7 separate regions of the Homo sapiens genome follow, and regions 1, 2, 3, 5, 6 and 7 are each linked to region 4. Evidence: chromatin loops called from intact Hi-C (ENCODE). Cell type or tissue: PC-9. All regions are shown on one strand.

Evidence for each region. Hi-C counts contacts between places; a loop is a spot of excess contacts. Peaks named below come from ENCODE experiments on the same cell type or tissue, not always from the same donor. Only the 100,000 strongest peaks of a DNase experiment are listed, where the experiment ranks them.
Region 1: a loop joins it to region 4, with 10 times the contacts of the local background. A loop is called at or near these places in 48 of 110 quality-filtered maps.
Region 2: a loop joins it to region 4, with 12 times the contacts of the local background. A loop is called at or near these places in 3 of 110 quality-filtered maps.
Region 3: a loop joins it to region 4, with 15 times the contacts of the local background. A loop is called at or near these places in 36 of 110 quality-filtered maps.
Region 5: it touches region 4 in a loop (9-fold over the local background); 2 of 110 quality-filtered maps call a loop at or near these places.
Region 6: it touches region 4 in a loop (4-fold over the local background); 3 of 110 quality-filtered maps call a loop at or near these places.
Region 7: it touches region 4 in a loop (7-fold over the local background); 81 of 110 quality-filtered maps call a loop at or near these places.

What each region holds. Positions count from the first base shown.
Region 1 is chr3:112,732,822-112,736,821 of GRCh38, forward strand. It overlaps LINC02042 (long intergenic non-protein coding RNA 2042), which reads right to left. Exons shown (of 5, transcript NR_110017.1): 5 at 3,628-3,875. Among named protein-coding and RNA genes, the nearest start is that of MIR9900, 2.3 kb to the right of the region's middle. In PC-9, CTCF peaks have their summits at 2,108 (motif pointing right) and 2,307; a DNase peak (open chromatin) is centred at 2,090.
Region 2 is chr3:112,680,171-112,684,170 of GRCh38, forward strand. No RefSeq gene overlaps it. Among named protein-coding and RNA genes, the nearest start is that of CCDC80, 41 kb to the left of the region's middle. In PC-9, no CTCF peak of the experiment used is centred here; a DNase peak (open chromatin) is centred at 2,061; H3K27ac peaks cover 931 bases.
Region 3 is chr3:112,580,933-112,584,932 of GRCh38, forward strand. SLC35A5 (solute carrier family 35 member A5) reads left to right here. Exons shown (of 7, transcript NM_017945.5): 6 at 1-394; 7 at 1,739-4,000. The coding sequence ends at 1,804. Among named protein-coding and RNA genes, the nearest start is that of SLC35A5, 21 kb to the left of the region's middle. In PC-9, a CTCF peak has its summit at 1,507 (motif pointing right); a DNase peak (open chromatin) is centred at 1,529.
Region 4 is chr3:112,812,452-112,816,451 of GRCh38, forward strand. CD200R1L (CD200 receptor 1 like) reads right to left here. Exons shown (of 8, transcript NM_001199215.3): 8 at 3,260-3,524. The coding sequence ends at 3,512. It overlaps CD200R1L-AS1 (CD200R1L antisense RNA 1), which reads left to right. Exons shown (of 3, transcript NR_149027.1): 2 at 2,212-2,276. Among named protein-coding and RNA genes, the nearest start is that of CD200R1L-AS1, 12 kb to the left of the region's middle. In PC-9, CTCF peaks have their summits at 2,016 (motif pointing left) and 2,216; DNase peaks (open chromatin) are centred at 1,940 and 3,700; H3K27ac peaks cover 1,735 bases.
Region 5 is chr3:112,670,437-112,674,436 of GRCh38, forward strand. No RefSeq gene overlaps it. Among named protein-coding and RNA genes, the nearest start is that of CCDC80, 31 kb to the left of the region's middle. In PC-9, no CTCF peak of the experiment used is centred here; a DNase peak (open chromatin) is centred at 1,635; H3K4me3 peaks cover 1,239 bases; H3K27ac peaks cover 4,000 bases.
Region 6 is chr3:112,988,786-112,992,785 of GRCh38, forward strand. It overlaps GTPBP8 (GTP binding protein 8), which reads left to right and starts at 2,199. Exons shown (of 6, transcript NM_014170.4): 1 at 2,199-2,550. The coding sequence starts at 2,215. RefSeq lists enhancers at 1,741-2,368, 2,247-2,456. In PC-9, a CTCF peak has its summit at 2,318; DNase peaks (open chromatin) are centred at 2,166 and 2,476; H3K4me3 peaks cover 2,924 bases; H3K27ac peaks cover 2,919 bases.
Region 7 is chr3:112,644,936-112,648,935 of GRCh38, forward strand. No RefSeq gene overlaps it. Among named protein-coding and RNA genes, the nearest start is that of CCDC80, 5.8 kb to the left of the region's middle. In PC-9, no CTCF peak of the experiment used is centred here; DNase peaks (open chromatin) are centred at 1,916 and 2,366; H3K4me3 peaks cover 1,654 bases; H3K27ac peaks cover 3,127 bases.

The DNA.
Region 1 (4,000 bases), 80 kb before region 4:
AATTTTTGTATTTTTAGTAGAGACAGAGTTTCACCATATTGGCCAGGCTGGTCTCAAACTCCTGACCTCAAGTGATCCACCCGCTTCAGCCTCCCAAAGTGCTGGGATTACAGGCATGAGCCACCATGCCTGGCTGGAAAGATCATTTCAAATGTTACATTTTATTGTCCTATAAACATTAAATAGTTCTGCATCAATTGGTAAATTTGTTTCTGTATTGCTGAGTGCCTATATGTGTCTATTCTTCAGATTCTCTTTGAATCAGTTTTAACATCTTACTGATTCCTTCATTAATTAATGTATTAAATAAAATATTTGATATGTATTCATTTTACATTCAGATGAGAGTGATTATTTTATTTTTTAAAAATTAAATTTTGACACCCTTGAAATTACCCAATAGCCAAGAATTATCTACCTGAATTATATACAGAAGTTGATACTCTCTAAAACAGTATTTCCCCAGGTACACTCTATCTAACCCAAATTCTGTGGGTGTTAATAAATATTCCCTGAAAGAAGGGTTTCATTTTTAAATAATTTGGGGAAATTTTTTATTCAAAGAACCTCTTGCAGCACTAGTATTTTATGTACAACATTTTAGAAAATTTTATTCTAGGCCAAGTGCAGTGGCTCACACCTGTAATCCCAGCACTCTGGGAGGCCAAGGCAGGCAGATCACCTGAGGTCAGGAGTTTGAGACCAGCCTGGCCAACACGGCAAAACCCTGTCTCTACTAAAAATACAAAATTTAGCTGGGAGTGGTGGCACATGCCTGTAGTCCCAGCTACTCAGGGATGCTGAAGCAGGAGCATCACTTGAACCCAAGAGGCAGAGGTTGCAGTGAGCCGAGATAGTGCCAATGCATTCCAGCCTGGGGAACAGAGTGAGGCTGCATGTCAAGAAAAGACAAGACAAGACAAGAAAAGAAAAGAAAATCTTATTCTAGATTCTTGGATCATTGTAAACTAATCACAAACCATTAGCCAAGACCCACATACAATTATTGTGCTCATGTCAAAAAAAATCATTCTATTTCTTTGCCTTAGTTTTCCCACCTTCAAAATGCTCTTGGCTGTCTGGCTGTCTGTAACTTAAGCCTGCTTGCAACCAGTAAGGTTTTAGGTGTATAGGTGTGTCTCAGAACCAAGAGTATCTCTGATTTTTGTTTGATTTGATTTTTCTAGATATTCAAGAGATTGAGATAGGATCTAGAATATCAAATTATTGATTTATAATGGATCATCAGTGGCCCAAAAGCTCATGTTCGTCTTTCAAGATTCCACCTTCCTGGTAATAGTGGGCCTGGTGGCTGGTAGTCAAATGACTCTTTGGTGACTGTGAATCAGAGTAAAGTGAGGTATGCACTCTCTCAGATCAAGTAATAATAACAAAGTATGATAATAATCACTAACACTCTTAGATGTTTACTATTTGCCAGGTCCTGGGCTGAACACGGTGCATAAACTCATTTAATATCTAAACTAGTGATATTTCCATCTTACTAAAGAAGAAGCTGAGCCTTCTAGCCAGTGAGTCACTTGTTGAAAGTCACATGGCACAGGTTGAGCTGTGATTGAGGCCCACACAGTAGTGAGCATTATAATACCCAGGCCTATAGTCCTTTGGCTGATTGGGGCCAGATGTAGTTCAGATTTCTGAATTTTTAAGATTTGAGAGAAGTAAACAGTTCATATACTGTACATTAAAACACCCCTAGTGGGTACTCTACCTTTTAACGTTCCTACTAGGAATATGGGCAGCCTCTCATGATTAAACACATTAATTAATATATCTGTCATAAAAGATAAAAATACTCACATTAAGATAATAAAGACTATGTCCTCATATTGCAGGTAAACGTTGTTGCCAAATAGGTCTCAAAAGAGTTTCCATTTTCAAAGTTTTTTGAGTTTTAGAACTTCACATAAAGGATTCCGGACCTGCACTGTTCACTAGGTTTAGTATCTCTCCCTTCCCGGGGTAGTGCCGACAATACTGCTGATTCTTACTCTTACTTTAGGTTTGATGAGCCAAGCTTCCAGCTCCAGGTTTTCTTGAGTCAGGGTAAAATACATTTGGCCTCTAGGGGGAGCTCCAGGCCTCCAGTTTCACTCCACTTCACCACTTCCCCAGACCCCAATCTACACCCTGGAAAGCAAAGCGCTCCAACCCCAAAGAGGAGCTGTACAACTGGACATGTCAAGAAGTACTTACATTGAGCCACCATACAAAGGCTGTGGTCTCTTTTTCCCAGCATTTTCTTCTCTGGGAGTGTGTCTTCCCTCTGCACACGTGGTACAGTAGATGACCAGGAGCTGCTCCTGGCCGTGGCTCATCCCTCCCTGAGAGAGCAATGGGATGGGCAACGTCTACAGAACAGTGTCCCACAGCGCTTAAGAATATGCAGGCCGGTCCTCCCTTTCCTTGGCAGGCTTTCCTACCGCCCTTCCTTGCCATCAGTGTGGTACAATAGAAAAGTTAGAAGGGCGGTGGCTCACGCCTATAATCCCAGCACTTTGGGAGGCTGGGGCGGGCGGATCACGAGGTCAAGAGATCGGGGCCATCCTGGCCAGCATGCTCAAACCCCATCTCTACTAAAAATACAAAAATTAGCTGTGCGTGGTGGCGGGCGCCTGTGGTCCCAGGTACTCAGGAGGCTGGGGCAGGAGAGTCTCTTGAACCTGGGAGGCGTAGGTTGCAGTGAGCCGAGATCAGGCCACTGCACTCCAGCCTGGCGACAGAACGAGACTCCGTCTTTAAAAAAAAAAAAAAAACGGAATTTTTTTTTTTTTAATGACCTTCCTTAAAGGCAGCAGAGGGAGGTCTCCGTGTCCCAAGCCTCTGCACAGGGTCCCTCATTGAAACTTGGAATAAAAGTTCACCGAAGCCAATGAACATTTTCTGGTTTTCTGCTAAATGTCTGTTTTCTCACATGAGAAAAGTCGCCGTAGAGAGACTGTTCCCTAGATTCCCGGAAAAACACCGTTCCATTCCCATTTAGAAACAACTTATAAATACAGTTGTCTATGTGTGGGCTTTGTTTTGGTTGCATTTCAAACCTGCTTTCTCTCATTTACACCTTCAATTAAGTGCTTTTATACTTTCTCAGGTTCCCAGTTACGGGAATTCTCTTGGTTGTGTCTAGAGCTGGCTCATTGCATTCATTATGTGTTATATTTCACCATTTTAGCTTTCAGAGATAACTGTGTACCCAGGGTTGGTATTCAAAACTCTGAGCAACTGAAAAGCCACAGGCACCAACCAATCAGAACAGATGCTAGCTATAAGCAACCAACGCAGCTGTGCCGTGCCATGCACACAGATGGAGCCTCAGCCTGGCTGATGTGATCTATGTAAGAATCTGGTCTATGATTCCATTCTAGCTTCTATTCCTACTTTGTACTTGGCCTACTTGTGAAATATGTCTTCATGTAACATTGAGGAAAGGCAGTAAAAAAAAATTTCTATTGCCATAAAAAACACATAATTAATGCTGCAGTGGCAAACAAAAACCAATGCTAGTGTAACCACCCAAGGGGTTCACCTTGCCCGGTGCCTAGACAGAGCCGATTCATCAAGACAGGGGAATTGCAATAGAGAAAGAGTAATTTATAGAGCCGGCTGTGCAGGAGACTGGAGTTTTATTATTATTCAAATCAAACTCCCTGAGCATTCAGGGAGCAGAGTTTTTAAGGATAACTTGGTTGGGTGGGGGGAAGCCAGTGAGCCAGGAGTGCTGGTTGACAGGGATGAAATCACAGGGAGTCGAAGCTGTCTCCTTGTGCTGAGTCAGTTCTTGGGTGGGTGCCACAAGATCAGATGAGCCGGTTTATTGATTTGGGTGGTGCCAGCTGATCCATCAAGTGCAGGGTCTGCAAAGTATCTCAAGCACTGATCTTAGGAGCAGTTTAGGGAGTCAGATTCTTATAGCCTCCAGCTGCATGACTCCTAAACCGTAATTTCTAACCTTCTGGCTAATATTGGTCTAGTCCCCAGG
Region 2 (4,000 bases), 130 kb before region 4:
CTTACTTGTCATCTGAATATCTTCTTTTTTGTTTGTTTGTTTGTTGTTGTTGTTGTTTTTGAGAGGGAGTCTCGCTTTGTTGCCCAGGCTGGAGTGCAGTGGCAGGATCTTGGCTCACTGCAAACTCCGCCTCCCAGGTTCACGCCATTCTCCTGCCTCAGCCTCCCGACTAGCTGGGACCACAGGCGCCCACCACCACGCCCGGCTAATTTTTTTTGTATTTTTAGTAGAGACGGGGTTTCACCGTGTTAGCCAGGATGGTCTCGATCTCCTGACCTCGTGATCCGCCCGCCTCAGCCTCCCAAAGTGCTGGGATTACAGGCATGAGCCACCGCGCCTGGCCTGAATATCTTCTCCAATGAAGAGAAGTATCTGTTCAAATATCTTGCCTAGTTTTAAGAATTGGGTAGTTGGCTTTCATATTACTGACTTTTGTAAATTCTTTATGTATTCTAGATACAAGTTCTTTTTCAAATACACACTTTACAAATACTTCATCGCAGCCTGTGGCTTGTCTTTTCATTCCCTGAACAGTGTTTCTGATGAGCAGAAAATTATACTTTTTATAAAGCCCAATTTATCTTTTTTTCTCTTTTATGGATAGTGCTTTTGATATTGGGCAAAAGAAATTTTTGCCTAACAGGTACCAAAAATTTTCTCACGTCTCATCTAGAAGTTTTACAGTTTTGCTTTTACACTTAGGTCTATAATCCATCTTCATGTATTTTTAATATGGCATGAGACATAGACCAAAGTTCTTTTTTTTTGGTTTTGTTTTGCATAAATATATTCACTTATTTCAGTAGAGTTTTTTTTCAGTTTTTTAATTTGGTTAATTATGTTCATTTTTTAAAATATTAAGTCAGTACTACACTACTGGAATAAACACAATTTGGTCATAGTATATTACCCCTTTTACATATTATTGGATTCATATTGCTAAAATCTAGTTTAAAATTTTTGCATTTATATTCACGAGGGATATTATACTATAGTTTTCTCTTTTTTAATGTTTTTGTCTGGTTTTGACATCAGGTTAATAGCCTCATAGAATAAGTTGGAACTACTCTTTTAATTCTCGGAAGCATTTGAGAAGGATTGGTGCTAATTCTTCTTTAAATATTTGGTGGAATTCTCCCGTGAAGCCATATGGTCTCGCACTTTTCTTTGGGTGGTTTTTAATTACTGATTTAATCTTTTCGCTTATTACAGATATGTTCAAACTTTCTATTTTTTCTTGAGTCTGTTTTGGTAGTTTTTGACCCACTGGTTATTCAAGAGTGTGTTGTTTCATTTCCATCTACTTGTGAATTTCCTAAATTCCTATCTGCTACTGATTTCTAATAAGTTATTGATTTCTAATAAGTTATTTCATTGTCATCAAAGAATATATTTCATATGATTTTAATCACTTAAAATATACTGATCTAGATACACTCTTTAAGCCAGGCCTATATTAAGGTTGCCTCTAGCATCTGTCAATCTTTACTCCTGATGAGTTGGAGTTTCTTTTGAAGCTAAGTAGTCTTGTGTAGGCTGCATGTCGCCAGCGAGGGCTGGGATCAGCCTTCCTATATGGGTTTCTTCCTACTTAAGACCACAAATAATCCGTCTGGTACAATTTCGGGAATGCCTTTCTTTCTCTAGTTGGTGGAGCCGAAAGGCATCCCAATCCTGGGCAGATGAGTGTAGTAGGCTGACATAAATGTAATGTTTATACTTATGAGGTTACTTTGCAAAAGCTATTTTACAAAATTCCAGTGAGTGCTGGGAAGATGTGGTTAGATTTCTGATGGCAGGGCTTTTTTTCATTACAGGTTTCATTTCCCTACCTGGCATTCAGCCAATGTCCCTTTCACTGACTGCTAAAATCAGAACAATAAACCATTCCCTTCCTCAGAGGTCTCAACAAAATTCCCCCTCATAACAAGCTCATATTTCCTGGCCTCTGCCAATTCCTTAGGATGTTTCAGCATGTTTTTCCTTATTTTCTGAAGACCTTAGATACAAGGATTTATAAAAGAGTACTTTCAAATATTTTCAGGCAAGTATGATTCAGAGCTCACTTTGGAGTTATTTATCTGAGGAAATATCTAAGCCAATGAGTCGAAACCTAAGTTTAGATTGTACAAAGAGAAGAGAAGTAGAATAGGTAGACACATGGGTACATAGAATAGTCCACAGTTTCCTTTTTTTGACATGGCTGCATGATCATTGTCAGGTCAAAGAACTCTTAGAGGTTTTTTCACTGCTTATAAACAGGAAAATTAAATAGAGCTTCTAAGTATACTGTGATATTCGCCACAAATAAAAATATCCCATTTTTCTTTCATTGCTTCTCCTTGGGCCTTGCCAACAGGCAAAGGGGGATGTCTTACTCATGACTGTGTTTGACGTACAGCACATCCCTGACTCAATGAACTGAGAATACTAATTAAATATTTTCTTTAAAAAGTTAAACTTCAGGCTGGGTGCAGTGGCTCATGCCTGTAATCCCATCACTTTGGGAGGCTGAGGCCAGTCATCACCTGAGGAAGGAGTTCGAGACCAGCCTGGACAACACGGTGAAACCCCGTCTCTACCAAAAATACAAAAACTAGCTGTGCATGATGGCAGGAGCCTGTAATCCCAGCTACTCGGGAGGCTGAGGCAGGAGAATTCCTTGAATCTAGGAGACGGGGGTTGCATTGAGCTGAGATTACACCATTGCACTCCAGCCTGGGCAACAAGAGCACTTTGGGAGGCTGAAGTGGGTGGATCAGCTGAAGTTAGGAGTTTGAGACCAGCCTGACCAACATGATGAAACCTCATCTCTACTAAAAATACAAAAATTTAGCCGGGCGTGATGGCGGGCGCCTGTAAACCCAGCTACTCAGGAGGCTGAAGTAGGAGAATCGCTTGAACCCAAGAGGAGGAGGTTGCAGTGAGCCAAGATTGAACCACTGCACTCCAGCCTGGGTGACAGAGTGAGACTATCTCAAAAAACAAACAACAACAAAAAACAAAACAAAGCAAAACAAAAGTTTAACTTTGTATTAAATCTCAAGTTAAGGGAATTAACATCTAGTCGCAAGAAGGAGTTAAATAACCTGGAACAGAAATTATAAAAACACAAATCTCTAAACCTGTGTATGGACTACTGTTTATTACTAAATTCAGCTGTTGCAATCGCCATTTAATTCAAAGTAACTCTAGTTGGAACTGTAAGACATAAGAACAAACTTCACCCTGACTTCTTTCCTAGAATCAGGAATTGTTTTTTTCTACCTGAGCTAAAAGGCTGAGGCATCTTGATTCCTTAGTGACTCTAAATAGCCCTAAGTCATAACTTTTAATAACAGTTTTCTTCCCTGATTGCCTAAAAAGACAAATACGATAGGGACTCAAATTATGTTTATAATTATGAAAACATTTATCTGTTTTCTCTTTTCCTTTACTGATATGATGTGTGGGCCCTAGATATTTTTGTTAAAGCTGTCTTAGCACTTTGATTTTACCAGGGCCAGGCCTTTTTTCTTTCAGATTATTTAAAAACATATTTCAACTTAATAAAACAATGTTAAGCAAAGTTGTATAGTAGTTTTCTCACATACACATTTGTGGGTTGTCTGCCGTGTAGCTTATTTAAAACAAATGTTTGCTACCAGATTAGATGTCCCCCACCCCCAACCCTTCATAGCCCACCTTTACTTAACGTATCCTGGAGGGTAAACATATTGCTAAAGAAAATATAATACATTCTGAATACAATGGAAAATATTTTATTAACTCTTTGTGATTCATTCTTAGCAATGTTCCAATGAGTCCATTGACTCATAAAATTGAGAACTTTTAAATTATTAGTCAAATATTCACTCCCCTCCTTTTCATTTATACCAGTAGTGGGTGTAATCCTTATCCTATATTCTCCATGAATATTTCTCAGATATAGTTATAAGGGTGATCCTCCATAGTCCCATGGATTTACCTCTGATTTTGTGTCTTACCTGAGAACAAATCC
Region 3 (4,000 bases), 230 kb before region 4:
TTTCTTTGGCATTCTGTTTAATGGGCTGACTCTGGGCCTTCAGAGGAGTAACCGTGATCAGATTAAGAACTGTGGATTTTTTTATGGCCACAGTGCATTTTCAGTAGCCCTTATTTTTGTAACTGCATTCCAGGGCCTTTCAGTGGCTTTCATTCTGAAGTTCCTGGATAACATGTTCCATGTCTTGATGGCCCAGGTTACCACTGTCATTATCACAACAGTGTCTGTCCTGGTCTTTGACTTCAGGCCCTCCCTGGAATTTTTCTTGGAAGCCCCATCAGTCCTTCTCTCTATATTTATTTATAATGCCAGCAAGCCTCAAGTTCCGGAATACGCACCTAGGCAAGAAAGGATCCGAGATCTAAGTGGCAATCTTTGGGAGCGTTCCAGTGGGGTAAGTTTGTGAGGGTGTTCCTTTTTGCTTGTTCTTCCCAAATTTAAAGCATAGTTAATTCAAGGAAAAAAATAAAATCAGTACTGATTTGTCAAAGAATGTATTGGATCTCTGACTTTTAAAACCGAATCAACAAACATTCCTTTTACTCCTGATGTTTGCAAGGGCTCATAATCAATGCTGTCAGGTGTAGAGAAAAAGTATAAGTCAATCTCAAGGACCTTATGTGTTACTTCATAGAATACTATAGAATTATACACCTGGAAGATACCTCACAGGTTGTCTTGTCCTGTCTGCATAGTTTTACAAGAAACAGGCAAAATGGTTTACAGATAATAAATGAAAGAACTGGTACACCTATGTCTGACTCCAAGTCCCTTTCTCTTTCTTTTCCACCATAGTTAGGGAAAATAAGCTCATTTGTGAGAGAAGTTGGCCTTTCGTATTAGTAAGTCCTGTTGAATAGAAAGCCTGGCTCCTCAGTCCTCCCTGTGGTTATTCATAAGCCAGTATGCCAGAAGGGCAGGGTTTGTTTATTTCACTAGAAAGGTAGTTTTCAAGAGGATCCTTGCAAGGCGAGTAGGAGGAAAATATTTTCTAGAAAAATGCTTATGCAATTATTCCGAATATCTCCCAGTTGCTTGCAATTGTTTTGGAAGGCTCTGTCAATCATTTTATTGGCAAGTTAATGATCTCTTTGAAGATTCAATTAAGGAGTTAAATATACGTTTAAATAAGTGAAATAGACATCTAGCTTTAGATTTACAATTTTCTTGAGCACACAAAATATGAAATATTTTATACAGTGAACATTTCACTCTTTGGGAAAAATAATCTATTGCTTAATAACATTCATAGCAGAGCTTCCCTGGGTGTAATGCCTCTGTCATGATTCAACAGATTCTAAAGATGAAAAAATTAGGATCTTGAGTTTCGGATACCCTGCTCTTAGCCAGAGTGTATATCCAGAAGTCTTGTATTCTTTTCCAACAGCCGATAATGCCATTTGCTCTAATTTTTAAGCAAAAGAAAATCTATATAGGTAACAAGGCCTATGAAGACCTATTTCTGTAACCTTTAATCATTTTTCTGCAAGACCAGCAGGTGGTGCTCCTCACTTTGCTCATGTTAGCTTTGAAATTTTGAGTACTGAGTACACTTCACTTTTTTATCCTCTCATACTTCTATAGTTAACTTTCCAAGAACATAAGTATTTATTTAATTTGACCAGATTATATCTATAGCTTAATGAGGTAAGACCAGTGATTTGTTAGTAAGGTTTTCCCTTTAAAAATGCTACATTTCCAGTTTTGTTCTAATTACTGCTTTCATGTTTCCTTTTAGGATGGAGAAGAACTAGAAAGACTTACCAAACCCAAGAGTGATGAGTCAGATGAAGATACTTTCTAACTGGTACCCACATAGTTTGCAGCTCTCTTGAACCTTATTTTCACATTTTCAGTGTTTGTAATATTTATCTTTTCACTTTGATAAACCAGAAATGTTTCTAAATCCTAATATTCTTTGCATATATCTAGCTACTCCCTAAATGGTTCCATCCAAGGCTTAGAGTACCCAAAGGCTAAGAAATTCTAAAGAACTGATACAGGAGTAACAATATGAAGAATTCATTAATATCTCAGTACTTGATAAATCAGAAAGTTATATGTGCAGATTATTTTCCTTGGCCTTCAAGCTTCCAAAAAACTTGTAATAATCATGTTAGCTATAGCTTGTATATACACATAGAGATCAATTTGCCAAATATTCACAATCATGTAGTTCTAGTTTACATGCCAAAGTCTTCCCTTTTTAACATTATAAAAGCTAGGTTGTCTCTTGAATTTTGAGGCCCTAGAGATAGTCATTTTGCAAGTAAAGAGCAACGGGACCCTTTCTAAAAACGTTGGTTGAAGGACCTAAATACCTGGCCATACCATAGATTTGGGATGATGTAGTCTGTGCTAAATATTTTGCTGAAGAAGCAGTTTCTCAGACACAACATCTCAGAATTTTAATTTTTAGAAATTCATGGGAAATTGGATTTTTGTAATAATCTTTTGATGTTTTAAACATTGGTTCCCTAGTCACCATAGTTACCACTTGTATTTTAAGTCATTTAAACAAGCCACGGTGGGGCTTTTTTCTCCTCAGTTTGAGGAGAAAAATCTTGATGTCATTACTCCTGAATTATTACATTTTGGAGAATAAGAGGGCATTTTATTTTATTAGTTACTAATTCAAGCTGTGACTATTGTATATCTTTCCAAGAGTTGAAATGCTGGCTTCAGAATCATACCAGATTGTCAGTGAAGCTGATGCCTAGGAACTTTTAAAGGGATCCTTTCAAAAGGATCACTTAGCAAACACATGTTGACTTTTAACTGATGTATGAATATTAATACTCTAAAAATAGAAAGACCAGTAATATATAAGTCACTTTACAGTGCTACTTCACACTTAAAAGTGCATGGTATTTTTCATGGTATTTTGCATGCAGCCAGTTAACTCTCGTAGATAGAGAAGTCAGGTGATAGATGATATTAAAAATTAGCAAACAAAAGTGACTTGCTCAGGGTCATGCAGCTGGGTGATGATAGAAGAGTGGGCTTTAACTGGCAGGCCTGTATGTTTACAGACTACCATACTGTAAATATGAGCTTTATGGTGTCATTCTCAGAAACTTACACATTTCTGCTCTCCTTTCTCCTAAGTTTCATGCAGATGAATATAAGGTAATATACTATTATATAATTCATTTGTGATATCCACAATAATATGACTGGCAAGAATTGGTGGAAATTTGTAATTAAAATAATTATTAAACCTATGTCTTGTGTTGCCACTCTGTCATTTAGGGTGGGATGTAGAGTACTTTTAATCTTAAAAAATAGAGTGAGACAAAAACCTACACAACTTTTAAAACTTTCTCTTTAAGTAGATCTTTACTTCTAACAATAACAAAGGCATTTTCATCAGTTATGTGAAATACGAAGATTATATCTATTATGGCGATTTATTTTAAAGGTAAGGGAAATGAGGTACAGCAGGACCTTTCTAGGAAATGTGGCATACAAAACATTTTTATCTCATAAAACATAAAAATTACAAAAATATTCTTACAAAGGTATCACATACAGAATACATTAAATAGCAGATTTCAGTAGTGCATGGAGATTGATTTTCTTATTTACGATTACTTTTTTTCCTCACCTTCCTCTTTGGAAAGCATTTTTTGCACAAAGTTAAGTTTACTTATGTTAACTTGCCACTTAATGAGAGAGGAAGAGAAAGAGTGAGAGCACAAGATCATGTGCTGGAACTAAAAATGTTCTATTCAACCCAGCAATCCCTCTACTGGGTACCTACCCAAAGGAAAATAAATCGTTTTATCAAAAAGACACTTGCAGTGGTATGTTTATCACAGCAGTATTCACAGTAACAAAATCATGGACTCAACCTAAGTGTCCATCAGTGGTGCCTGGAATAAGAAAATGTGGTACATATACACCATGGAATACTTTGCAGCCATAAAAAATAATGAAACCATGTGCTTTAAAGCCACATGGATGCAGCTGGAAGCCATTATCCTAACTGAAATAATTC
Region 4 (4,000 bases):
TATTGTTTTCCCTTAAAAGTCATAACATTTGGTTGAACTTCACGATTCCTCTTGTTTTAGTGTTATCTTGTTAAATTTACTTTTTCTGAATGTGAGCCTGTGAATGTTTTTTGTCACCCTCCTGTCATATTTACAAATTCTCTTGATTAGCCCCATGACCTCCTTCCCCTGTGCAGAGATGCTTATTTCTTTCCTCCCTGGTGACTATTATACTCTGAAGAGCTCCCTCCTCAACATGTGGGAGCTTCAAACTGAAGAAGTCACAACTAAAAATGTTTTATCTGTGTGTTGGCCCCCCATGTCTTAAGGAGAAGAGACATTCTAGGGAGGAACACACCAATGTGTGCATGAGGAGCATTTGGAAACAGGTAGGATGGATAATAAGACTTTGGGTTTCTATGACACTTTTCACAAGGACATTTAGAAATGTATAAAGATTATTCCCCAAGCCCTCTCTTCAACTGGGTTAAGAGCAAGAATAATTTTCATGTTTTATCAAGAAAAACCAGAATAAGGAGAATTGTCTCTACTCTGCCAGCTTTACCCAGCTCAGAAACCAAGTCCCACCCTTCTGAGATTAGAGACATCGTCTGTCAGACTCACTGCCTCTCCCCAGCCTCTCTTTGGTTCTCTACTTTGTATAAACCAATGTTCTTGGCTCCTTATTTAATCTTAAAATCAATGTTGGGTGAATCAGTCAGAATATTTGGACATTCTGTTCAGAAAACATTGTAAATTGATCAAGATTTGCTTGTCCTGCAAAACTCTCCTGGCATTCTTAATAGCAGTCTTCTGTCCTCAGATGACCTCATGAAATGTAGAGTTTGTGTGAGGAGATGATATGGACAATTTCCCCATTGCCCTGAAAGAGACACACCCTGTTACACTACTTTGCCTTCATCCATGCTGTCCTCTCTTCCCAGCATGCCTTTCTTCCCTGCCTGCGTCCACCTTCAATGTTCTTATGTGCCTTCTAAAATTAAGTTTGACTACTATCATCCCCCTCATCAAGGCTTCACACACATACTTCATTTCTCCTTCTTAACAAAGCCCCAATTTTGTTCAAGTCCCACTCACTCCTCTCCCACAAGATGTGTGTCTGAAGAAAGGTGTTGATCTTAGTCCCATCTGCATGAAAGGACTAATCAACATAAGCAAAATCTCAGTCCCTTTGCCAGGGATTGGCTAAAGAATTGTCATACAGTCTTGGCCAATCAGACAGGAGGGAAAGCTTGTGAAGGGCTCTCAGTCCTCATTAGTAAGATGGGGACCAAGAAAGAGATGGTCAGCCCTCTTCCCCTAGTTGTGCCATGTCTGACTGTGGCCTTAGGGTGGCTGCCTTCCTCTCAGCAACAAGCCAAGTAGGCCAGCTGGCTTCTTAGTAACACTCCATGTTCACTTAACTCTGAGAGTCTCAGTTTCCTCTTTTTCAAAATGAGGAAGTTGACCTCAATTATCCGTAGCTTCCTTTTAACTTTAGAATACCACACATGCCTCTAAAAGATGATGGGGGAGGAGATATGGAGGAGGATCTAGGAAGTGAAGAAGGCCACTTAATTTCATCTGTAGCTCTAACCATCTGCTGCTATTAACATGAGCAAGCAGCTATTTGCATTTTATGACTGGGTGATCTCAACTCTCTAGTTTAAGAAACAAGTACTAATCTTGGTTTAACCACTAAAATATCCTCACATTTCCCCATTCCCCGAAGTGAATCTATTAATATCCCTTTATCTTGTTTGGTAAACAAAATGTTTTTTACTAACATTAAATGAAAAGGGTAGTACAATTCAAGTTTAGGAACCAAAAAGATTTTTTTCCCCTTAATTTCAAGTTAAACCATTTTATTCTCCTTCTGTAATTGTTCCAAAACCACCCAAGAAGACCTAAAGAATTTGTAAATGGAGAAGTATGGAAAAAAATTTTTTTTAATGCAGGATTACATTGCTTAAGGTTAGTAGGTCTTAGCTTGCTTCGAAATGTTAAGAGACTTAAGTTGAAGCACCATCTAGTGGCTCTCAATTGTGTTCTGCTAAAAATTGCTCCCAGTCTCCCTGTATTTAGGACCACAGTTAATTTGTTGGGCATGTATATCATTGACCCTGGAACAGCAAGTTGAAAGTGCACAGATCTACTTATATGTGGATTTCTTCCACTTCTGCGTCCCCTGAGACAGCAAAACCAACCTCTCTACTTCCTCCTCCTCTTCAGTCTACTCAATGTGAAGACAACAAGGATGAAGACCTTTATGATGATTTACTTCCGCTTAATAAATAGTACATACATTTTCTCTTCCTAATGATTTTCTTAATATTTTCTTTTCTCTAGCTTTCTTTATTGTAAGAATACAGTAAACAATACATATAACGTACAAACTATATATAAATCACTGTTTATGTTATCAGTAAGGCTTCTGGTCAACAGTAGGCTATTAGTAGTTAACGTTTTGGGGGAGTCAAAAGTTATATGCAAGTTTTCCACTGCATGGGGAGTTAGCACCCTTAACCCCCATGTTGTTCAAAGGTCAGCTCTATATGAACACATGAGAGGGTTCAGAAAAAAAAAGTGGAGTTTTTTTTATCTTTATATAGCAGTGGGAGGATGGGGGTAGTAGCTGTAGCTTTTTACTCTTTCAATCTAATCATGGCAGTGAGAATGGGATAAAGAAATTACGTGAATTCACATAAATCTCTTCTAGAAACAATAAAGTTCATCCAGTGGAAAAAAGAATTAATACAAATTTAATACAAATAAAATTTCATAGATTTCAGTTCTCCTGTTTCTCCTACTCACATTCTCTCTAAAAGCCCATAACGGTATCTTTATCTTCCTTCTGAATCCCATAATGTAGACATGTTCTCACACATCTAGGGATTGGCTATTAGATCATTTTTATGTATCTCCAAGTTCTCAAGCCCCTTCCCACAACAAGCCCAGAGCATCCCTTGCATTTATATAACCAACAATTTTTCTTGAACTGTCATAGAGATAACATTCATATCTATGATTCCTATCTTCTGAAGTTACATCTTTTCATTACCTCTATGGGCAGAATGAAAATAGACCATAACAATTGCACATGAGTAGGAACATCTGTTTCATTGTCACTAGGGGAAGAACAAAAATTGGACATGAAAATGGATATGAGTAGAAAATAATTTGTAGCAAGATTGACACAAACCTTCAGATTAACAAACTAGGTATTTGTATCAATTAGTATTAAGTTTAGCTGCGTGTAGAGTAAAACCAAAAATAACACTGGCATGAACAAAATTTTATTCACTCTAACACAAAAGAAGTCAATGAATAGGTGGTTGAGGGTTTATAGGGAAACTTCATGGTCATCAAGCCCAGGATCCTTCTTCCATCTTTCTTTTCTTCTATCCTACTGAGTGGCTTCTATCCTTAACATCATCCATGGCCCAAGTTCACTGCTGGACCATCACTCATCTCACCAATGTTGCAGTCCAGAGACAAGGAGGAGAAGCAAAAGAAGACCCTTCCTTCTTCTTTAAAGAACTTTTCTGAAAGTATTACACAAGATTTGTATTTATATCTCATTTTCCAGAGCTTATGCAAGTGGGCATACTCAGCAAAGGAAACTGAGAAATGCCTTTTAGCTAAGTACATTCCAATAATAAATTAAATTGGAGTTATGCTATTAATCAATGTGTCAATTACCTAAGACACCAGGAATGCTGTATAACAAACAACCATAAAACCTCTGTGGCAACAATTGCTTATATGCCTGGGATCAAGTGGAGGTCAGGTCTTCTCATCTTGACTGAGCTTACTCATATGTTTAGGGGATGGCTGACTATTGCATCTTCTAGGTTGGCCTCAACAGAGAGGTAGGGATGGGACTGAGGGGACACAGCTCTGATCTACATGGTTCTCATCCTCCATCTGGATAGGCCAGGCATGTTCTCATGGAGTAACGAGTAGAACAGAACTTCTTGAGACCTGTGCTCAAAACAGATACATTAACACTTCCACCTCA
Region 5 (4,000 bases), 140 kb before region 4:
ACAGGAATTGGTATGCCTGGGTTTTAGGTCTGGTTCCTTATTTTCTTGCTTTACCTCTCTGGGTGTTGGTAGTCTTAAGTCCAATATGAAAAAGACTGAACTAGTTGGTTTTTAAGTACTTTCAGCCAATGCTTCTCAAATTGTGTATGGTGAAGTTCTAGTTTTGTTTTTGTTTTATGTACATTTGGTTGCAGACTAGTTCTTTCGTACAACACAATAAAAATAATTGCCAGAAAAGCAAGCACATGCCTAGATGTCACAGAAACACCAAACTGCTACGAAAGTTTCTAAATATTCCTGTCAATACCTGTCCTTATCTTGTCACAGACTGCAGCACCAGTTCTTGGGTCACATGTTGAATAACATTGCTTAGAATTCCAGCCTTCTGAGTATAAGTTGTGAATCTGGCCAACATGGTGAAACCCTGTCTCTACTAAAATACAAAAGATTAGCCGGGCATGGTGGCGTGTGCCTGTAGTCCCAGCTACTCAATTAAAGGCTGAGGCAGGGGAGTCGCTTGAACCCGGGAGACAGGTTGCAGTGAGCTGAGATCACGCCACTGCACTCCAGCCTGGAGACAGAGCAAGACAAAAAACAAAACAAAACAAAAAAAACCACAGACAAACGAACACAAAACCATAAAAGTACAACGCCTTGCAATTCACTTGCAAGAAAAATTGACATCAGTGTAGTATATGTGAAAAAGACTAGGTTGGTCTGTGTATCTGTTTCAGTGGCTCAAGCCACACCTGGGATGTCTACTGAGTTATGGAATAAAACAGTGTCATAAACTATTATAATACAATTTTTGTATAGTTTTTTTTTTCTTTTTTTTGAGACGGAGTCTTGCTATGTCACCCAGGCTAGAGTGCAGTGGCACGATCTCAGCTCACTGCAACCTCCACCTCCTGGGTTCAGTTGGCTAATTTTGTATTTTTAGTAGAGACATGCCTCACCATGTTGGTCAGGCTGGTCTTGAACTCTTGACCTCGAGCAATCTACCCACCTTGGCCTCCCAAAGTGCTGGGATTACAGGCATGAGCCACCACGCCCAGCCACTCCTTTCTTTTTGAAGTAGAGAAAACAAAAACAAATTCTATCTTCAGCTGGGCCTGCTGCTACAAAATGGAATACACACTGTGTTCAAGGCACTGGGCTGAAACATTCACAGTCACTGTCTTACTTAATACTCACACAAGGCTATGAGGAAGACATGATTATTGTCTCCACTTTACAGATGAACAAATTGAAACTTAGAGAGGTTACAAAACTGGCACAGTTCCGAAAAATGGAGGTTCTATGATGCAAACACAGGCTCGACTAACTTCAACATGTGTAATATAATCATTATGCTGTATTATAATTCATAATTACATTTATGGACAACAATAGCTATCTACCAAAATTATGCTCTGTGGTACAATGGAATATTTGCCCTAAATTAGGTCACAGTCTGGAGGGAAAGACAAGTATGTAACAAAAAAGACGGTCAAAGATTGCTGGGAGAACAGAGAAAAGAGAACACCTAACTCTTCCTGGAGGGAATCAGAGAAAGTGCCACATAGGAGGAAACTCGTGAGCTAATGTTTGGGGAATTAGTGGACATTAGCCAGGCAGAAAAAGCTGGTGGTCATTCCTGGCAAAGGAATGCAAAGGCAGGAAGGCTTAAGAGAATCTGGCACATTGCAGAACAGTAAATTCTTTCCATAGTCAGGGTGTAAGATATGGAATTTTGAATACTGAATGGAGGAGACATAAGAGACATGATGGGGAGAAAAGGCAGAAGGCAGAACACGGAGAACTTTGCACGCTATGCTAAGGACTTTGGACTTTTTCCAAGTGTAGCAAAAAAAAAAAAAGCCATTGAAGGAGTGTCTGTAACATGATCACATTTGTGTCTTAGATAACTTTAAGAATGGATTAGAGGATTGTGTAAGGCTTAGGGCCTTGGGTAGAAAAATTGCAATAGTTCATGACACCATTTTATTTCATAACTCAGTAGACATCTCAGGTGTGGCTTGAGCCACAGAAACAGAAACACAGGCCAACCTAGTCTTTTTCACATCTTTCAGAGTTGAAGGTCTAGAACCACCCAGATCTCCTCAGGCCACTCACTCATTCGCTAATTTCTTAATTCAATAGACAGCAATTTGACATTTGTTTTTCAAGTGCTAAGATCAGACTTAGAGCAAACTCTTACCATTCAGTTTTTCACAAGACAAACCCACATCCTCTAAACTAAGTCAGATTGAACAGGCTCTTCCCCCTAAGTAGTAGAGGTGTAAAGTTATCATTATGCATGTCTCTCTCTGCCCTCCACTCCCTAGCAGTTACCTTTGTGCATCCATCTTACTACCAGAATCCCACCAGGAACACCAGTCATATGGGTCTATGCAGAGTCCCTGCATTCTAGATAATTACATGTGGTGTCAGAGTGCTGAGCTACCCTTAGGCCAAAGCTCCGCAGAGATTTCTGCAGAGGGACTGCCCACTATTGTGGGAGAAGTGCTGAACAGGGTGAAAACTGCATTGACTGAAAGATGTCAGTATCTTTCCCTAGCAGACCAATTTTCAGAAAGATAAAAATTCTTGTGTGGTTTGTAGAGACATTTCAAATAAAACCCACATCGTATCCACAAAGGAAGTTATTTGTTTCAGGCTCACCCATCCAGACAAGATGAAAATTTTGCCTTCTTGCTTGCATAGATTCTTGCACTGGATTCTTCAGTGTAAGAACAGGAACCAACACATCATACCAAAATACTTTATTTTTTGCCATGCTTTTCTTTCCGGATTCTACATAGTTGCTATCTTCAATAGTCTCAATAACAAAAATTTGCTTGAGGATCTATTGTGTGCAAAGCACTCAACAGGACACAGAAAAAAAAAATGTGTGAAGAGCATTACTGTCTGTGAGATCAGTCTAACTGAGACAGGAAAAAAGGTTCATAAGAAAAAATAAATAACACATGGAATATATTATGTTTTAAGTACAAGGTACCGGTAATGATTTCACATGAGGAAGAAATTCGTCTGAATTGACAGGACAGGGAGGATTAAATTATCAGAGAGAACAATCCTGGAGGGGCTCACAGATGAATAGTATAAACACAAGGATTGGAAGATAATATTTAACATTCACACTACATTGCTAAACTGTTCTAGGCACTGTATGCATCTTAATTTATTTTATTCCTTATATCCTTATGAGATAAGTTCTAAATGATCTCTTATATTAAAGATGGGGCGAATACAGCACAGAGATTGAGTGATTTGCCCAATGTCATATGGAGCTAAGAGGCTGTTAAGCACTCTTCTATATAACACAGCATAAAACGTGTGAACAACAGGCAGGCTTCATCCAGAGGCAGTAGGAGAGAGTAGGGGTGGGCGATGGTGTGCGTGGGGCAGATGGCAAGATCTGAAGGGAGCGGGGACATGCACAGAATTGCCCCCCAAACCCTGATATTCTCAAGGTGTGTGACAGCCTGAAAGCCATTCACTTCTGAATTTTAAGAATCAGCTCATTTTATATTTAAAAACATAGGTAATTTCAAAAGTCAGAACTCAAGTGGTGCAATTTTCCATAATCACAGAGTGCAGTGTTATTGGGATTCAAGGGGAAACTGGGGTAAGTGGTATTTTGTGTATCTACAAAAATGAATATTAATATGGCCTTCAATTGTTAAAATTTACTAATTAGTATTTCTCTAGAATTAGTACTTACAGAGCTGACTGACATTTGTGTGAACATCAATTTTAATTAAAAAACAATCGTGAAGGTTATTTGGCCTCTTAATTTATCCTTTTCTCTGGAATTGTTTCTTGCTCCTTCCTCTTTCTGCCAAAAGCCAGAGACAGTAAGCAGTGACATCCTGAACAGGTCATTCCAATGCTCATCACAGTCCCACTTGGGTGGAAATGTGGAGTCAGCTCGCCTCCTCCCCACTCTAGTCAAAGGACACTGCATCTGGTTTAAGGAGAGGAGAGAAGAGTAGAG
Region 6 (4,000 bases), 180 kb after region 4:
CAGAAAGTCCTGTCACAACATCCTATCCACCAGACTTGATTCCCTTCAATACTAATTTTGTTTTTATTATTTTTTTAGGGACAGTCTCGTTTTGTTGCCCAGGCTCAAGCGATCCTCCTGCCTTGGCCTCCCAAAGTGCTAGGATTACAGGTGTGAGCCTCTTTTCCTGGGCTTTGATAATTCCCTGTAGACCAGATGATTTCCACTGCAGCCCTACAATGGGGTTATTATAAACTAATTCCTCCCAATTCTAGCCCTCACCTGTCTCACTAGTAGGTCTCACTGCTATGTATGTTTCATATTTGAACTTCTGCAAATTATGAGTTTAATCATGTTGAGGGAAAACATAGTGTATTATTAACTCTAAATCATCCTGAAGTTTTATATGCTTTGTTTACACAGATGCTTTTAAAAGATGAAGTGAAAGAGAAAAAAATATATAAATTGTCAAGTGGTTTTACTAGTCATACTTCTTTCCAGTAGACCGTTTGATCCTTCAAGCTTTGCATGACAAGACAATTTGTTGCAAAAACTGTCCTGTCAAATAATTCTAAAATGATTTGTCCTATCAGGTGAAATCCAAAATGATTTAGAATTCAGAAACATGAATGATTATTAAATGAATACTATAATGTCTATTAATCCCGGAACACCTCTAAAACCTTTCTAAGAATCGCCAAAACTCTTTTATGCTCTTATTTCCAAACCTGGGGTTCCAAGGTTTGAAAACAAAATGGCATGTATAAAAGCACTTTCAAAGTATATTACATACACAGCGTCAGGCCTCTGAGCCCAAGCTAAGCCATCATATCCCCAGTGACCTGCACGTATACATCCAGAAGGCCTGAAGATCCACAGAAGGGAAAACAGCTTAACTGATGACATTCCACCATTGTGATTTGTTTCTGCCCTATCCTAACTGATCAATGTTCTTTATAATCTCCCCCACCCTTAAGAAGTTTCTTTGTAATTCTCCCCACCCTTGAGAATGTACTTTGTGAGATCTACCCTCTGCCCCTAAAACATTGCTCTTAACTCCACCGCCTGTCCCAAAACCTATAAGAACTAATGATAATCCCACCACCTTTGCTGACTCTCTTTTGGGACTCAGCCCACCTGCACCCAGGTGAAATAAACAGCCTTGTTGCTCACACAAAGACTGTTTGGTGATCTCTTCACATGGATGAGTGAAACACACACTAATGAGAATCCCAAATTTCTGATGTATACAACAGAGTATTATACACACTTTTATACATGGAGGAGAGAGAATAGCGAACAGAAAGGCACCCCAAACCCTAATGCAAAGAGCAATAAAAAATTAGCCAGCCAGCAGCACATCAGGCTGCCGTATTGGCTGCCCTCAAAGTCGCAGGTTCTGTTCATTAATTTTTGTATCATATTTATTCAAGAATTGTACTGTTTAATTACTGAACAACCTGGGGAATAGCTCAAGAAACCATGAGTTACCCTTTCTGGGCTGCTGATGTTTTAGAAAACCTAGTTTTTTTAACATATGAATATTTTTCAGTTATTCATTTCATCATTATGATACCTGTATCTCCCATTTCAGTACTGATCGACTTTAGGGAGAAACTTTTGAAATAAGATGATATTACGAAACGTCCACGAAACAATTCTGTAACATCTGTGCAAAACTGTTTTTATAAGAAATCTCTAAAATTTAATGACATTTCCTGCACCTATAGTGAAGGCGGAAATACAAACAGTCCCTTCCACGAAAACGAGGTGCTATTACAATCACATTTCTCATCAGCCCTTTTCTTTTTTGCAAAAGTGTTTATCCTAGTGCTGCGGACTTACGACAAACGTCAACAGTTAATAAGATAACCAAAAACTGTGAAAATCAAACGTTCCTGGAATGCATCGGAGCTTCACACTTTAGTCCTTCGCTTGAGACTCAAAGGCCACATGGCCAGATAGGTCTTTCACCTCTGCAAACCGTTAAACATCCTTCCAGTAAGACATAATCGTTAAGCCCACGGTGTTAAAGAAACCCAGTGAGCTGTTCCCCGCAGGTCACCGCCTGCCTCCACCCTCCTCCCGCGCACTGAAGGCAAAACACTTAGACCGGAACGAGCGAGGCCAGAGGAGACAACAACTCCCAGCAGGCGTCGCGGCAGCGGGAAGTCACGCACGCGCAACCCAGGCCACAGGAGTAAAATCTCTCTGCCCGTCTTCTGGGAAGGGAGAATGGCGGCGCCCGGGCTGCGGCTGGGAGCGGGAAGACTCTTTGAAATGCCTGCGGTGCTAGAGCGACTGAGCCGCTATAATAGCACGTCCCAAGCTTTTGCTGAGGTGCTGCGGCTGCCGAAGCAGCAGCTGAGGAAGCTGCTGTACCCGCTGCAGGAAGTAGAGCGGTTCCTCGCCCCCTACGGGAGGCAAGACCTTCACCTGCGTATCTTTGACCCAAGCCCGGAGGACATAGCCAGGGCGGACAACATCTTCACGGCCACTGAACGGAACCGCATCGACTACGTCAGCTCCGCCGTCCGTATCGACCACGCCCCGGACCTTCCGCGGCCAGAGGTGAGAGGCGATTCTCACGGTTCACCTGCGCGCCGGCGTCACAGCGCTAACCGCTTCCCTGGCCGTCCGGCTCGCGGGTGATTTTGCGGTTGTATTTTCTAGCTTTATGTTGGCGCATATATTATTTTAACTCAATAGGCATATGTCGATGCTCCCTGTACGTGGGGATACCCGAGAAACCCATTGTTAAGTACAAAATGCAGTCAATACCCATAAACCCATGGTAAAGTCAAAAATCGTTAAGTCGACCCACTGTAAGCAGAGACTGCCTGTATACAGCTTAAATTATTTTGGAATGAATATAGAAGACTTCAAAATGCTTTAAAAGCTTTTCAAACCCAAATTAAGCATTCAAAAAATTAACTCTCCTTTTTTCTTCTATTTAACTTAAGTAGGGAAAACATGCCAGACAAATTAGACAGAATTTAGACAGTGAAGAATAGGAAACGAATAATAGTTTCACAAATGAGATGGTCCTTATCAATAAGTAACTTTCGCCTAATCTAAATTTCCTATCGTGCAAAAATAATAATCTCTAGATGGCAATAATGTGGAAAAATTTTTATAACAACGTTTATTAGTGAAATTTCATGAGTGAGCATTCTTGCATGTCCTACAATTTATTGATATTCTGTTCTAAGTCTGCTAAAAGGCATCTCAACTCTCCATATGTATTTACACTAAGTGCACCATTGCCCAGAGATATTTCGTCTAAATATATGTGGAACTATAGTCAGGATTCAAAGAGTACCTCAATTATTTAATGATTTTGAGACAGCCATTGCTTTTTTATTTAAGCTTCTAAATTACTGGACTTTTTTGTAATTCGTTTTTAAAATTCAGTTTTATCTACATATTAGCATTAGATTTGCTCTGGCAGAGCATTTAAAATTTTTGCAGGACTCAGATCAATTAATTTTGAAGAACTGACCAGAATTTTCCAGGATAGGATCCCTGGCCCCTGCCCACTAAATGTCCCCCAATTGTCTTGATAACCAAAAATGCCCTTAAAATCTCCAAAATGTCCCTCAAGGGGCAGTACGGCCGTCATTTAGAACAACTGATTGGCATTGTACCCCCTCCCCCAATACCATGTTCAAAAGCAGAGCCATGTGTATTAATGGTTATTATCGAGAATATTCTGTTGTTTTCCACACTACAGAGGAGACAAGCTTAATTGGAACAAGAGAGGTCAAGGGAAAAGAGTAAGTTTTTAAATTGCAGTGGTGTTACAGTATACCATGGGAGTGCTTGAGAAAATGTGCTTCCAAACATGTAGTTGTACTTTTCATCTAGTTCTGTTGAACTACATCTAGTTTTTACTCTAAAAAGCTTTGTAAATATGAAATGCTTAATAAAAGTTGCATATATTCTTGAGTAGCGTAGTGAAACTAAAAGCACAGATTCTAGATATACATGTCCTGAGTTCAAATCCCAACTCCTTCACTTT
Region 7 (4,000 bases), 170 kb before region 4:
TCAGGTGCTGACTGGCTAATAAAGTGTGTCTGTAGAAAAATTTGGCCAGCGTCAGTACTGAGATCAATGTTAGTATATGTTCTTAGGTCCTCCACAAAGGTGCCCCTGAAACAAAGCTGAGTTTTCATCCTTTTCTTATTTATCTTATTTTATTACAGTTCGCGGGCTTAGTGGTATATTGTTTCATTCCCTCCACCAAACAAGTCACCATATGATTTTTCTTAGATCAACCTGGTCCTGTTGATAGTTCCAGTAAGGGTCATTGCTAGTCACGGATGTGGCCCCCACAGTGTATCGTTCAGGATCCCCAGCAGACAAGCTGTAAGCATAAGCCTGGGTGCTTTTTCTTTACTCTTTTTTTTTGAGACAGAGCCTCGCTCTGTCCCCCAGGCTGGAGTGCAGTGGTATGATCTCGGCTCACTGCAACCTCTGCTCCCGGGTTCACACCATTCTCCTGCCTCAGCCTCCCGAGTAGCTGGGACTACAGGCGCCCGCCACCACACCCAGCTAATTTTTTTTTGTATTTTTAGTAGAGACGGGGTTTCACCATGTTAGCCAGGATGGTCTCGATCTACTGACCTCGTGATCTGCCCACCTCCACCTCCCAAAGTGCTGGGATTACAGGCATGAGCCACCACGCCTGGCCCTCTTGATCCCTGTTTTTTCAGGATCTTATTAGGCCATAGCTTCCGAAGCTATTTCAAGCTTCATTTTGCTAGTCATGTGAAACTGCTGCTTGGAATTTTCTAATCTCCTCCAACCACCCTGTATTATTCCTTTCTCACAGGGATGTTCTGAGAAAGCGTAACCCCCAAAAGAAACACTTAGTATTGTCCATGAAATGTCAACAAAGTCACATGTTTAATCCAAAATTGAAGGAAACTGTGTACTTTAAAAATAAAAGTTACCTAATGGGATAATGGTCAAAGCTCTTGAGAACAGTTGTTAATATTCTTTCTTTATGCATTTATTTTTAATTACTTAGAGTTTGCTGGGGAAACCTTGTAGGCACCTTTTTGTCCCTGTAGCAGGTTGCTTAATTAAGAAAATGTCCATCTCCTAGCTAGTACAAATTAAAGATCTTGCCCTAGCAGAAATTAAGGAGCTGTGTGAATGGCCCAAAGATTCATTTTAAATCTCCAGAGTGAATGATTTAAAGTTCAATTATTTATTGGTTGTTATTTTATGTAAAAGATGTGAACTTGTGGGCATATGAATTTGCTGCTTGGGGGACTAGTGCTTGGGTCTGGAAGGGGTGGATTTAAAGTCTTTATCATTGGTTATTTAATGCATACAAAAGATTTACATCGATTGGATCTGAAGGAGAACATTCCAATTGTACCTTTCTCCGTGCCCTTAGGTATGGCCAAGAAGATAAAGATGATATAATTTTTTTCTCCTTTTTTTCAATCCTTCTCTCAAATGTTTGGCAAAAATGCAGACTGAGCACCGGGAATGACACAGAACCAAGCAGACTCTCCCCTCTAGAAGTTCACAGCCCATTGGAGAAGATAAATATTATACTCTCCACAGCAGTGCTGCCAACTTTCTCTGCATGTAAAAGTTCAGTGCTGACTATGGCTGCAGCCAGTATGCACAGAGTTCATTTCTGTTGGAGAATTTGCCTCTTCAATTCCTTGAGCAGGCTTTCCACAGAAGGAGGCTTGCCATGGCAGCAACTGTGTGTCACCTATAAGATCTTGCTTGGTATGTCCTTTTGGCTGTGGAGTCCCCTAGAGTCCCAGATACTCTTGTCTGGCAGACAAGTGTTGTATCTCATTTTCCCAGTCCCAATTTCGGCCCGGCACCTGTCCTGCTAGGATTGCCCTATCCTTTAGTGGTCGGTTCACTGTACTGACCTTGCATGGCAGGTCTTGACCACATCACTCAGAATATCACCTTACATCAGAAAGTGTGAACCAACAGGATGGCAGCTCATTCATTCGACAAATATTTACTCAATGCAAGGCACTATTCTACTCACTAGGGATACATAAATGAACATTCCCTGACTCCCGGGAGCTTACATTACAACGGTGGGAAACAGACAATAAAAATAAAAACAAAATACCTAAGCCTACATACGTACTTGAAAGAGTTTTTTTTGTTGTTTTTTTGTTTTTTGTTTTTTAAAGGGAGGGAGTAAATGTTGATGAAGGGGAAGAGGCCATTTTAGATACCCTTATCCAAAGAAAAGGATTTTAAGTGAGAATGGAAAGCAAGTCACTCAAGTATTGGGGGAGGGGAAGAACATTCAGAGTAGAGGGAATGGTGAGTGCACAGGCACTGACACCCGGGCTATTTCACAAGCTTGTTCCAGAAGAGCAATGTTGGCCGATTTTAAGCAAGGATGTGGCAAAGCTTGATATGTGACTTAACAGGAATGCTAGGAATGCTGCCTGGAGAATAGAGTGTGGCTGCAAGAATGACAACAGTTAACCAACTGGTGAGGAAGATAATGTAGTGGTACAAGTGAAAGGTGCAGTCTATTGAACCAGCGTGCTAGAAGCACGGTAAGTGCAGAAAAGTCACTCGATGTGGTATATATTTTGAAAACAGAGCTGACAGAAGCAGTTTGGGGCAGAAAGAATCAAATGTTTTGTTTGAAATTCCCATCAGACACTCTGATACAGATGTCAAGCAAGCAGTTAGATACATGAGTCTGGACTTCGAGGAGGACTGAGGCTGGAATTATAAATTCGAGAGGCTATTTAAAGCAAGCTTGCCCAACCCGTGGCCCATGGGCTGCATGCAGCCCAGGGTGGCTTTCAATGTAGCCCAACACAATTTGTAAACTTTCTTAAAACATAGAGATTTTTTTTTACTTTTTTTTTTTTTTTTTTAGCTTATCAGCTATCGTTAGTGTATTTTATATGTAGCCCAAGACAATTCCTCTTCTTCCAGTGTGGCCCAGAGAAGCCAAAAGATTGGACACCCCTGATTTAAAGCCTAAGGCTAGAAGAAATTACTTAGGGACTGGTAGAGGAAGAAAAAGAGTAAAGGACATGAAAGAGGAACAGCTAGTGTGATGGGGGAAAGGCAGGAGCACGCAGTGTTTTCAGTAGCCGGCAGCTGGGACCATGTTACTTCTTTGGCCGTTTCTCCACAGGTCCTTGCTACATGTGTCCAGATTCAGCTTATTCATCAGTGTCCAGGCCCTGCATCACCTCCTCCACAGGGTTTCCCGATGCTCCAACCCAGATGGCTCTCTCTTCTCTGAGAAGCAATTCTGTAGAGCATCACTCCTCTGATCTTTTTGTACTTCACGCATAAGTTCGTGTTCTCCTAAGCAGATCTTTAGCTTCTAAGAACATGGATTAGTGTTACATTATTTTGCATCCTTCTTATCATTCTGGTATATAGTAAAGGTGCAAAAATTTTAAGTGCATGTCAATCAAATACATTTAAAAACAAAGACGGAAAAATCCCAGAAGGCAACCCAACTATGAACTATCACTTTAAAGAAGGAAAGAAAAGAAGAAAAAAACTCGACACTGCTATTGAGCCAGGGAGTCTCTTTAGCCTCTATGTACTAAATAATAAGAGTAGAAACAGAAGACATATCACTGTAAATCATCAAAATTAAACCTCTTTTTTTTTTTTTTTTGAGAAGGAGTCTCACTCTGTCACCTAGGCTGGAGCAGTGGCGCTATCTCATCTCACTGATACCTCTACCTCCTGGGTTCAAGTGATTCTCCTGCCTTAGCCTCCCAAGTAGCTGGGATTACAGGCATGTGCCACCACGCCTGGCTAAATTTTTTTGTATTTTTAGTAGAGATGGGGTTTCACCATGTTGGTCAGGCTGGTCTCGAACTTCTGACCTCAGGTGACCCACCTGCCTCGGCCTCCCAAAGTGCTGGGATTACAGATGTGAGCCACTGTGCCCAGCCTACATTCACACCGTGTGCAACCATCACCACTATCCATCTCTAGAACTTTTCCATTATCTCAAACTGAAACTTGTGACCCACTAAACAATAACTTCCTGTTCTCCCTTTTC